Regions from separate parts of the Homo sapiens genome. Here region 2 is linked to region 1. A link is an interaction called in ENCODE POLR2A ChIA-PET data of the cell type or tissue named here. Cell type or tissue: K562. All regions are shown on one strand. Each heading gives the region's core, and the rest is flanking DNA. Links, peaks and the distances in the headings are about the cores only. Region 1 has its middle 9.6 kb from the start of CD22. Region 2 holds the start of GPR42 (G protein-coupled receptor 42).

Region 1 (5,368 bases), core at 203-5,202:
AAAAGGAGTGAGATATGAAGAGGATACAGGCAACAACTTGGACGATTCTGAAGAGTGGTACAGAGAGTGAAAAAAGCCAGTCTCCAAGGATCACATGTGTTACAACATTCTTTTTGTTTGTTTGTTTTTTGAGACGGAGTTTTGCCCTTGTCCCCCAGGTTGGAGTGCAGTGGCTCGATCTCGGCTCACTGCAACCTCTGCCTCTAGGATTTAAGTGATTCTTCTACCTAAGCCTCCCGAGTAGCTGGGATTAAGGTGCCTAACACCATGCCTGGCTAATTTTTGTATTTTAGTAGAGATGGGGTTTCACCATGTTGGTCAGGCTGGTCTCAAATTCCTGACCTCAAGTGATCCACCTGCCTTAGCCTCCCAAAGTGCTGGGATGACAGGTGTGAGCCACCACGCCCAGGCATAACATTCTTGAAATGACAAAATGATAGAGGTGGAGAAGATGAAAAGTTGCCAGGGGTTAGGGATGGTAGGGGAAAGTGTCTGACTATGAAGGGAGTAGCACAAGGGAGGTCTTTGTAGTAACAGAATAATTCTGTATCTGGACTGCAGTTGTTGTTATATACATCCAGATGTGATAAAATGACATAGAACTGTACACACACATTATACCAATGTCAAATTCCTGGTTTTGATATTGTCCTGAATGACTTAAGAAGTAACCATCAGGGGATGCTGGGTGAAGAGTACACCAGACTTCTCTATTCTATCTTTGCAACTTCTGTGAATCTATACTTATTAAAAAAAAAAAAATTTAAGACAGTCTCGCTCTGTCACCCAGGAAGGAGTGAAGTGGTGTGATCATAGCTCACTGCAGCCTTGAACTTGAGGTGGGCTCAAGTAATCCTCAGCCACCTGAGTAACTAGAACTACAGGTACCAGCCACCATACCCCGTTAATTTATTTTTTATTTTTTATTGAGTCGGGGTCTCACATTTCCCATTCTGGTCTCCAACTCCTGTCCTCAAGCAATCCACTTCCTCAGCCTTCCAAGATGCTGGGATTACAGGAGCCAGTCACCGCACCTGGCCGTATATTTTTATTTTTTTAATCCCAGGAATCTCAATGGGGGACTCCAAGCCAGGTGGCCAGGTCCCAAAGGTCTCAGGGAGGGTACCCTTTGGGGCTTGAATTCCTGCTCCTCACCTAGAAGGAGTAGCTGAGGTTTCTGCAGGCCACAGCACCAGGTGTGGCTCATAGTCTTCTAACAGGAGGAGATTGGGCTTGTGGACGTGTCTTGATTTCTGGAGGCCAAGGGCTGCGTGGAGAAGGCAAGGGAGGAGGAGCAGGACTCCTGAGAACGCAGCCTCGGCGCTTTCACTCTTCCTCCCTGTTCCTTCAAACAGGTCGTTGGTCTCCTTTTTTGGTGACTTGACTGTCACCCCTTTACCAGGGAAGCAGTGAAAGCAGGCAACTAACAGAGTCCCTGTGAGCCCTGGGTGGCTACTCCCTGCCTGGCTATGTCCCCCTCACCCCCCAACCTCTGCCCAGGATGGTAAGACGGGAACAATGATAGTGCCTTCCTCACCGGGCTGGTGACAGCACACACAGGACACACTCAGCAACTCGCACATCCCATGACAAGCATGTGGTAAAAAGACCCGGGTTCCAGTCCCAGGTCTGCCACGTGTTTGTTGTGACATCACCTCAGTTTCCCTCCCAGGGTGATAATAAGATTGCTGTTATGACTTCAGGGCTATGCTGTGACAGGTCCCCAGCCCCTACAGCACTTTGCATGGTGGCTGCTATGGAACGGGCTCTCTGTAAAAGTGAGCTGTCATTATTCCAGACATTGTCACTTACGCTGCTGACCCAGCACTCCCTGCAGACATTAATTCACCCACCTCTGGCTACTCAGCCCTAGCCTGAGCTTCACAGAGAGGCCCTTTGGGACTAAACTGTCATTTCCTTCCCGCTCCCCAGGCAGATCGAGCTCTAGGGTGGGAAGGGGCCTTTGGCTCAGCTGCTGCCAGACTTCTCTGTTCTATCTTTGCAACTTCCTGTGATAATTATTTCAAAATTAAAAGATTTTTTTTTTTAATTTGCGAGGTTGAGGTTGTCACCTCCTGTTTAAGGAGCAGCCTGGAGTTGAGAGCGAGAAGAGTGGGGAAAGAAAGAGGCTCGCCTACTTCTCCTTTTTTTCTCCCCCTTTTTCTTTTCTTTCTTTTTTTTTTTTTTTTTTTTTTTTCTGAGACCAAGTCTCACTCTGTTGTCCAGGCTGGAGTGCAATGGTGCGATCTCAGCTCACTGCAGCCTCCGCCTCCCAGGTTCAAGCAATTCTCCTGCCTTAGCCTTCTGAGTAGCTGGGACTACAGGCGCGTACCACCACGCCTGGCTAATTTTTGTATTTTTAGTAGAGATGGGGTTTTGCCATGCTGGCCAGGCTGGTCTTAAACTCCTGACCTTAGATGATCTGCCCGCCTTGGCCTCCCAAAGTGCTGGGATTACAGGCATGAGCACCACATTCGATCTTTTTTTTTTTCTTTTTTAGTGACTGAGTCTTACTCTGTTGCCCAGGCTGGCATGCAGTGGTGCACTCATAGCTCACTGCAGATTCAAACTCCTGGGCTCAAGTGGTCCTCCTGCTTCAGCCTCTTGAGTAGCTGGGATGACAGGCATGCACTACTGTGCCCAGCTTATTTTTAAACATTTTTTTTTCTACATACAATGTCTGCTGTGTTGCCCAGGCTGGTCTTGAACTCCTAGAAAGCACTTCTCAGCAGTGCGGTGCATCTCTACCCCCGGCCAGTCGCAAGAGCCCAGCCCTGCATGATCACCCACCTGGGGAGGAGGCTCTGGAGTGGCCAGTGCTGGCTGGGAGCTCTTTCATCAAGGAGGATAATGGAGCTGCCTGCCCCAGGCACTGTCCCAGGGACAGGGTGGGAGGCGGGCCAGGGATGGATCAGTCATCTCCGTCAGGAGTGACTCAGGAGGTTGGCAGACCGGGAGGGACAAAGAGACCCGTGTCATGACCATGGCCTGGTGCCTGGGTGTCCTCCCTCCCACACGTGGTGGCCCAGCCCTACTGGCACGTGAGGCCATGAGACCTTCTCACCTTCCTTCCTGCCTGGCCAACCCTCATCTCAGCGTCTGCCCCCATCTCTCTGAGTCACTGTGTCATGTGTTCTGACTCTTCCTCGGCTTGGCATTTCCCAGGGAGGGGGTGCCATCTGCCTTCCCTGTCCCTGAGGGCCTCCCTGGGCCTGAACTCGGCCGGAGTAGATCACTCTTGCGTTCTCCACTGAACCTGCCCCTCCTGCTTTCTTCAACCTCTTAAGGAAGCTGCTGGAGTCACCTTTGACTCTTCAAGTGAGTCTCACCACTTCCTCCTCCAAAATGGGTCCTGACCCCACCCCTCTCCCCATCTCCACTTCCTCTCTCTTGGACAATGGCCAGGGCCTCCCAAGCCCTGTCCCTGCCTCCACTGATAGCCTGTGCTCACTGTCCACGCAGCTGCCAGTGGGCCTCTGAAGCCTCAAGCCTGCCATCACACCCCTCCGAACTCACTTCTCCAGCGGCTTCTCAACGCGCTCTTTGAAAGCCCAAGTCCTGGCTGGGCACAGTGGTTCACACTTGTAATCCCAGCACTTTGGCAGGCAGAGGCAGGCAGATAACTTGAGGTCAGCAGTTCGAGACCAGCCCGGCCAACATGGTGAAACTCCGTGTCTATTAAAAATTAGTTGGGCATGGTGGTGCGTGCCTGTAATCCCAGCTACTTGGGAGGCTGAGGCAGGAGAATCACCTGAACTCGGGAGGCGGAGGTTGTAATGAGCCGAGATCATGCCACTGCACTCTAGCCTTGGTGACAGAGCGAGACTCCATCTCAAAAAAAAAAAAAAAAAAAAAACCTAGGATTAAATTCCATTGCTGGGCGGGATGGCTCACGCCTGTATTCCCAGCACTTTGGGAGGCTGAGGCGGGTGGATCACCTGAGGTCAGAAGTTTAAGAGCAACCTGGTCAACATGGTGAAACCCCGTCTCTACTAAAAATATAAAAATTAGACAGGCGTGGTGGTACATGCTTGTAATCCCAGCTACTCAGGAGGCTGAGGCAGGAAAATTGCTTGAACCCGGGAGGCAGAGGCTGCAGTGAGCTGAGATTGTGCCACTGCACTCCAGCATGGGCAACAGAGTGAGACTCTGCCTCAAAACAAACAAACAAAGAAACAAACAAACAAGCCCCAGTCCTGCCTGTGGCCTACAAGGCCCTGTGTAATCGAGCTTCCTTGGGCAACAGAGCGATACTCTGCCTCAAAACAAACAAACAAAGAAACAAACAAACAAGCCCCAGTCCTGCCTGTGGCCTACAAGGCCCTGTGTAATCGAGCTTCCTTGGGCAACCACTCTGGCTCCATCACTCCACTCAAGCATGCTTCTTTCCTTCTTGTTCCATGAAGGTAACAAGTACATTCTCGCCAGGGGCCTTTGCACTCGATTTTGGCCTTCCCTGGACCCACATTCCCCAGGAACCCACAGAGCTCCCTCCCTTACTTCCTTCTGGTCTCAAGTCAAATGACTTCTCTTTCTGAAATGGCAGCCTGACCCAGCACAGCCTGACCTTGCACCCCTCTGCAGTTCCTTCACTGTCAGATGTGCGGTCATGTGTTTGCTTGTCTTTCTGATCGTTGTCTGTCTCTTCTGCAGAATGTCAGCTCTGGGAGGTCACAGAGTGATTCTTTTTGGGCACTGCTGTGACCCTGGGGCCCAGCATAGGCCTGGCACACAGAGGTGCTCAGTGAGCATGTGTTGAATTCTGGTGGGGTCCAGGAGCTGGGTGGGGAAAGTCTGAGAGAGTGAACTTGAGTTCAGGTCCTACTGGTTTGTTTGTTCGTTTTTTGAGACAGGGTCTCACTCTGTTGCTGAGGCTGGAGTGCAATGGTTCAATCTCGGCTCACTGCAAACTCCATTTCCTGGGCTCAAACTATCCCTCCCACCTCAGCCTCCCGAGTAGGTAGGACTACAGGCGCATGCCACCATACCTGCCTAATTTTTGTATTTTTTGTAGAGACAGGGTCTCGCTATGTTGCTGAGGCTGGTCTCAAACTCCTGGGCTGAAGCCATCCACCAGCCTCAGCCTCCCAAAGTGCTGGGATTACAGGCATGAGCCACCGCACCTGGCTCGGTCCTACACGTTCGCCATGGCTGAGTGCCGGTCCCTCCTAAGGATGGTCTTTGTGTCAAATTCCCTCATTGTTTCCCAAACTTTAGAGGTTTGCCTACAACCTTCAGGAGCCACCTGCAACATGTTTATTTAATACATTTTTAAAATCAGTTCAGTTGATTGATTTCTTTCTTATTTATTTATTTTGACTTAGCCTCATCCGAAGCTGGTGCGGCATTCTGGTTTCCTGTTGTTCCG
Region 2 (5,329 bases), core at 330-5,329, 53 kb before region 1:
TTCCTTTCCTTTCTTTCCTCTTTCTTTCTTTCTCTTTCTTTCTTTCTTTCTTTCTTTCTTTCTTTCTTTCTTTCTTTCTTTCTTTCCTTCTTTCCTTTTCTTTCTTTCTCTCTTTCTTTCTTCCTTTCTTCTTTCCTTTTTTTTTTTTTTTCAGGGTCTTGCTCTGTTACCCAGGCTGGAGTGCAGTGGTACAATCACGGCTCACTGTAGCCTCGACCTCCTGGGTTCAAGCGATCTTCCTGCCTCAGCCTCATGAGCAGCTGGGACTATGGGCACATGCCACTATGCCCGACTAACTTTTTTTCTTAGATTACGGAGTCTTGCTTCAAGCAGTCCTCCCACTTCAGCCTCTCAAGGCACTGAGATTACAGGCGTGAGTCATCGCACCCAACCAACACTGGGTGATTTAAAATTTCTTGTTTCCTCTCACTCCCCTGTAAGCTGAGACTTGACCTATGGCCTCAGGAAGCTGTAGCCGAGATGGGTTGAATCTTCCCTTCCTCTTGTCCTTCTGGGTTGACCTGCCCTTGGTTTCGGTGAAGGAGGATCTCTCCTTCTAAAAAAGTTTCTCTTGTAAACCTTTAAAAACTTGTTTTGCTAATTAACAAAAGGATATTGCTAAGAAACCTTGTTCTCAAAAGTCAAAGATAGTCAGAAACTTAGCTGCATGAGATCATGAGTAAGAAAGGAACATATACTTCTGCTTAGAGGATCAGAGTCTCTGACACAGAGATGCAACCTTGATTTTCAACCCACCAGAGCTTCAGATAAGGAGTTTTCCAATACGAAGTTCTACCTTTATCTTTGCTTGGTATTTTCCAGAGAAACAGGACCTTGAGTAATCTTCCTGGCCTCCATCTAACACTGGCCTCTTTCCACACATCCCTGCTTTGTGTTGAGCCTATCACACACCTCTTCATCTAAATTCACGCTACTCTTAGCTCAAATTCGATGATAACTGGGTCTCTTCTCTTGTACGAGACCTCACACTTCTTCCGTAGTGTGATCTCCATTCCTGCAGCAAGGTCCTCAGCCTAATTTTGTTGGGCTACAGTTCTGTGAGACAGGCTCTATCAGTATATTAGATGGGACCATTTCTGCAGCTCAGACATTCTCAGCAGCAGCAATGTTGATCCCAAATAGGTGAAAACTAGTTCTTGGGGAACAACAACAACAAAAAATCTCACAATGGTTTGTGGCTTTCTTTTCCTTCTTTTCTTTCTTTCTTTCTTTCTCTCTCTTTCTTTCCTTCTTTCTCTCTTTCTTTCTTTCTCTCTCTTTCCTTCTTTCTTTCTTTCCTTCCTTCTTTCTTTCTCTCTCTCTCTCTTTCCTTCTTTCTCTCTTTCTTTCTCTCTTTCTTTCTTTCCTTCCTTCTTTCTTTCTTTCTCTCTCTCTCTTTCTTTCCTTCTTTCTCTCTTTCTTTCTTTCTCTCTTTCCTTCCTTCTTTCTTTTCCTTCCTTCCTTCCTTCCTTCCTTCCTTCCTTCCTTCCTTCCTTCCTTCCTTCCTTCCTTCCTTCTGTTTTTTGAGACAGAGTCTCACTCTGTCACCCAGGCTGGAGTGCAGTGGTGTAATCTCGGCTCACTGCAACCTCTGCCTCCTGGCCTCAAGTGATTGTCCTGCCTCAGCCTCCCAAGAAGCTGGGTTTACAGGTGCATGCTGCCATATGCGGCTAATATTTGTACTTTTAGTAGAGACAAAGTTTCACCATGTTGGCCAGGCTGGTCTCAAACTCCTGACCTCAAGTGATTCTCTTGCCTCGGCATCCCAAAGTGCTGGGATTATAGGCATGAGCCACTGCGCCCAGCCAGTTTCTGTCTTTGTAAAGGGCCACAACACATAAACCGACAGTGTGTTGGTTGCACTGAAATTGCATAAGCAGGCAGAGGAATGTGCTGTGTAGGAAAGATGTATATCCAAAGAGGCTTCTGAAGGGGACAAGGATGTAAAAAGTTGAAGAGATCCTGCATTAGCTAAGATCGAGGAGCATCGGGTGCCCACTGTGAGTCACCTGCCCAATCATTGACTCCAAGTATCGTAATCTATACTTTTCAAGAAGTCTTCTTTACTGGGGAGAGGATGCACTCACACAGATACTCACTGTGCTTTGCATTTACTTCTGTTCCTTATCACAGCCTGTTTGCATTTGTCCTGCTCAGACAGCCTCATCTGACTGGGCCAGGTGACCACAGGTGACACACAGATGGAGAACAGCAGAGTGGCTTAGGGGCATGGGTGTCAGAGTCAACTGACACCAGCTTCTGGTCCCACTTCAATCGCCCACCAGCTATGGGATCTCGGGTAGGAGATGTCACCTCTCTGGGCCACTCCTTCATCTGAAACTGGGGATAATGCTGGTACCTCTCACAGGGCTATTGAGAGATAGAAGGAGATGATGTGTCAGGCCAAGTCCTTTAGACAGGGCAGCTGTTATTTTCATCCCTGCAAGCCAGATCCTCTCCCAGCATCCAGGCATCCTGGTGTTTGGCCCTTTTCCTCCAGAGTCTGGTGTTTTCTCCTTCCATCCACCAGTCCCACCCGGCCCAAGCACACCACCAGAACAAAACAGGAGAAGAAGGAAACACTGTTCTCTTTTGCTTGCTTCCACATTTATTTGGGTAATTTTTCTTCTGTCATTGTTCATAAATGTCTCTGATGATCCACATTTATTGAGCAATGGGAACTTTCTGGAAAAGGCACTGTGGGAGCAGAATGCGGCCTCATCCCTGGAGCCCTGTCTCCCCCGCTCCTGACTCGCTGGCTGGGAGCAGCTCTGAGGATGGGGTTCTCCCCTCTCCTGCCCCTGCCACTCACTGGGCAGCCCCCTCAGACCTGGGCACTGCTCTTAGCTCCTCTGCCACCCTCAAGAAAACACAGGAGCTGCCTGCTGCTATGAGGACCTCATTGTTCTCCAGAGCAGCCTCTCACCCTGACCCCTTCCCAGAGCCCAATCCATAGTGTGTGGGTGGATGGGGATGGAGGTGAGATCGAGAGCTGGGCTTTAGCGCGCATACCCTTAGGGAGGCTAGATGTCTACTCTGCCCCCAAGCCCCATCGGGCCCCAGCTCGCCACTCCAAGTCCCTCCTGGCGTGAGCGAGGAAGCGCCCTGAGGATGACACGCCAGCTACACCCTCCTCCCCCGGAGGACCTAGTTTTCAGCACAGGCCACCTGGCCACCAGTTCCACAGCCCTGTGAGTGTTCACTGGTCTTTCTTTCAGCTGGTCGGTCCGCTCTCTGCTCCTCCCCTCCCTTCTGCTCCTTCAGCTCCATGCTGCTCTCCTGCTGCCACTGGCCCCAGAGCCCACACAACCTCCTCAGCAGCTCATGAAAGTCGGCTTGGAACCCGGAGGAGGAGAAGTAGTAGACAAAGGGGTCGACACAGGAGTTCAGGGTGCTGAGAAGCGTCACGTAGATCCTCCACACCGGGCTTTCACCGCAGATATAGCCCACGACATGGGACACGTTGTAGGGCCCAAAGCAGACAAGGAAGTTGAGCAGCGTGGCCGCCACCAGCCCCGCCACCCTCCTCTGCCGGCGGTGGCTGCCCCCTCTGCCGAGGATCCACACCAGGCGGCTGTAGCAGTAGCTGGTGATGATCAGCGGGACCACAAAGAGGACCACAGCCATCTCCAGCCGCACGGGCAGGAGGATGGCTAGCTGGTCCTTCCAGAACTCCAGGTAGCAGGTCCCATTGGTGCCCTGGCTGTGGGAGATGTCCCCTGAGAATTCTATGACGTAGACCACGCTGCAGTGAGCAGAGGCCAACAGCCAGCAGGCCACACTCACCAGACCTGCCTGCCCCAGCCTCGGCCGGGTCTTGTACCACAGTGGGTGGGCCACACTCAGGAAGCGTTCAATGCTCACAGCTGCCAGGAAGAGGGCGGTGAGATAGATGGTGGTGAAGAAGATGAATCCAGAGAGTGGGCAGAGGATGAAGGGCAGGGGCCAGTGCATGCCATTGGCTGCCTCCACCATGCGGAAAGGCAGGAACAGCAGCAGGAGCAGGTCCGAGGCGGTCAGGTTGAGCAGGAGCACGTCCACGGCCACCGGGCGGCACCGCAGCTTGCCCACGAAGACCACCAGGGCCAGCAGGTTGAGGGGGAGCCCCACCAGGAAAGTGAGAAGGTACACCGAGAAGACGAACCAGTGATTGCCGGAGAAGTAGGACTGGTCGGGGCCTGTATCCATGGTGGTGGCCACTGGTGAGAGAGAGTAACATGGAGTTGGTAGTGGGGGCCCTAACGGCCTCTGGCCAGCAGCATCTCCCCTAAAAGGGCACGAGGTCACTACGCCCACCCCTCTTGTCTCTGGGTGCCTTCCAGGCGGGGTCAGCCTGCCTGTCTTCCTGAGCATGCCCTGTCCCCTGTCCCTTCCCCAGCAGAGAAGCACCAAGGTGCTCCTCCACCCAGCCCCTCGGGCCCAGGCTCACCTGCTTCTTTGAGACCCCAAATGCTCTGCCGCACAGCACCTTGCTGTCTCTCCAGACCTAGTGCAGTTGGCTATTTATCCGGCAGAACTGATAAAGACCTGGCCGTGCCCATGACATCACTCACTGTTGAGCAGTGGCACAAAGATGCCTTGAGCTCCGTTGCCAGGGCTGGTCAGTATGCAAAAAGGGGAACAAATTCCACAACTGCGTGCCTCCCTCCTTGCGCAGCCTCAGCTGGGATGCTCCAAACAGGCCCCAGCTGACGTCTTCTTCCCCTCCCCTCTCTTCCACTTGAATTTTGTCTGATTCTCTAGAATGGCACTTATCCAGTTTGCCTTTTAAGGGCACAAAGCATGAGCCAGTGACAGACTGGACTCCGTGAGGTCTGTTCCTTCCTGACTTTGTGATGTGGGGGAAGAGATGTGTCTCTTCTTCCTCCCCTACAGAACAGGGATTGTCATAGTACCTGTACCATATTTCAAAGCATGAACACATGCAGATTAAAACATATATACAGGTAGATTAAAATGTTAATAATATAGGTCAATTGCTTTTTGAAAATATTTATTTTAGATTCGGGAGCACATGTGCAGGTTTGTTACATGGGTATATTGCATAATACTGAGGTTTGGGCTTCTATTGAACCCATTACCAAAATTGTGAACATAGTACCCAATAGGCAGTTTTCCCACCCTTGTCCTCCGCCCTCCCTCCCCCACTTTGGAGTCCCCACTGTCTATGGTTTCCATCTTTAATGTTTGCGTGTACCCATTGTTTACCTCCCACTTAAAAGTGAGAACATACAGCATTTGATTTTCTGTTTCTGTGTTAATTCACTTAGGATCATTCACTTAGGCCTCCAGCTGCATTTATGTTGCAGCAAAGGACATGATTTCATTC

What was found. Peaks named below come from ENCODE experiments on the same cell type or tissue, not always from the same donor. Only the 100,000 strongest peaks of a DNase experiment are listed, where the experiment ranks them.
Region 2: POLR2A ChIA-PET joins it to region 1 with 6 read pairs; 3 of 35 experiments call an interaction of 5 or more read pairs at or near these places.

What each region holds. Positions count from the first base shown.
Region 1 is chr19:35,316,855-35,322,222 of GRCh38, reverse strand. No RefSeq gene overlaps it. Among named protein-coding and RNA genes, the nearest start is that of CD22, 9.6 kb to the left of the region's middle. RefSeq lists an enhancer at 2,999-3,178. In K562, for the core only: no CTCF peak of the experiment used is centred there; DNase peaks (open chromatin) are centred at 3,044 and 3,406.
Region 2 is chr19:35,370,219-35,375,547 of GRCh38, reverse strand. GPR42 (G protein-coupled receptor 42) reads right to left here and starts at 4,480. Exons shown (of 2, transcript NM_001348195.2): 1 at 4,430-4,480; 2 at 2,586-4,199. The coding sequence starts at 4,188. The coding sequence ends at 3,148. In K562, for the core only: no CTCF peak of the experiment used is centred there; a DNase peak (open chromatin) is centred at 447.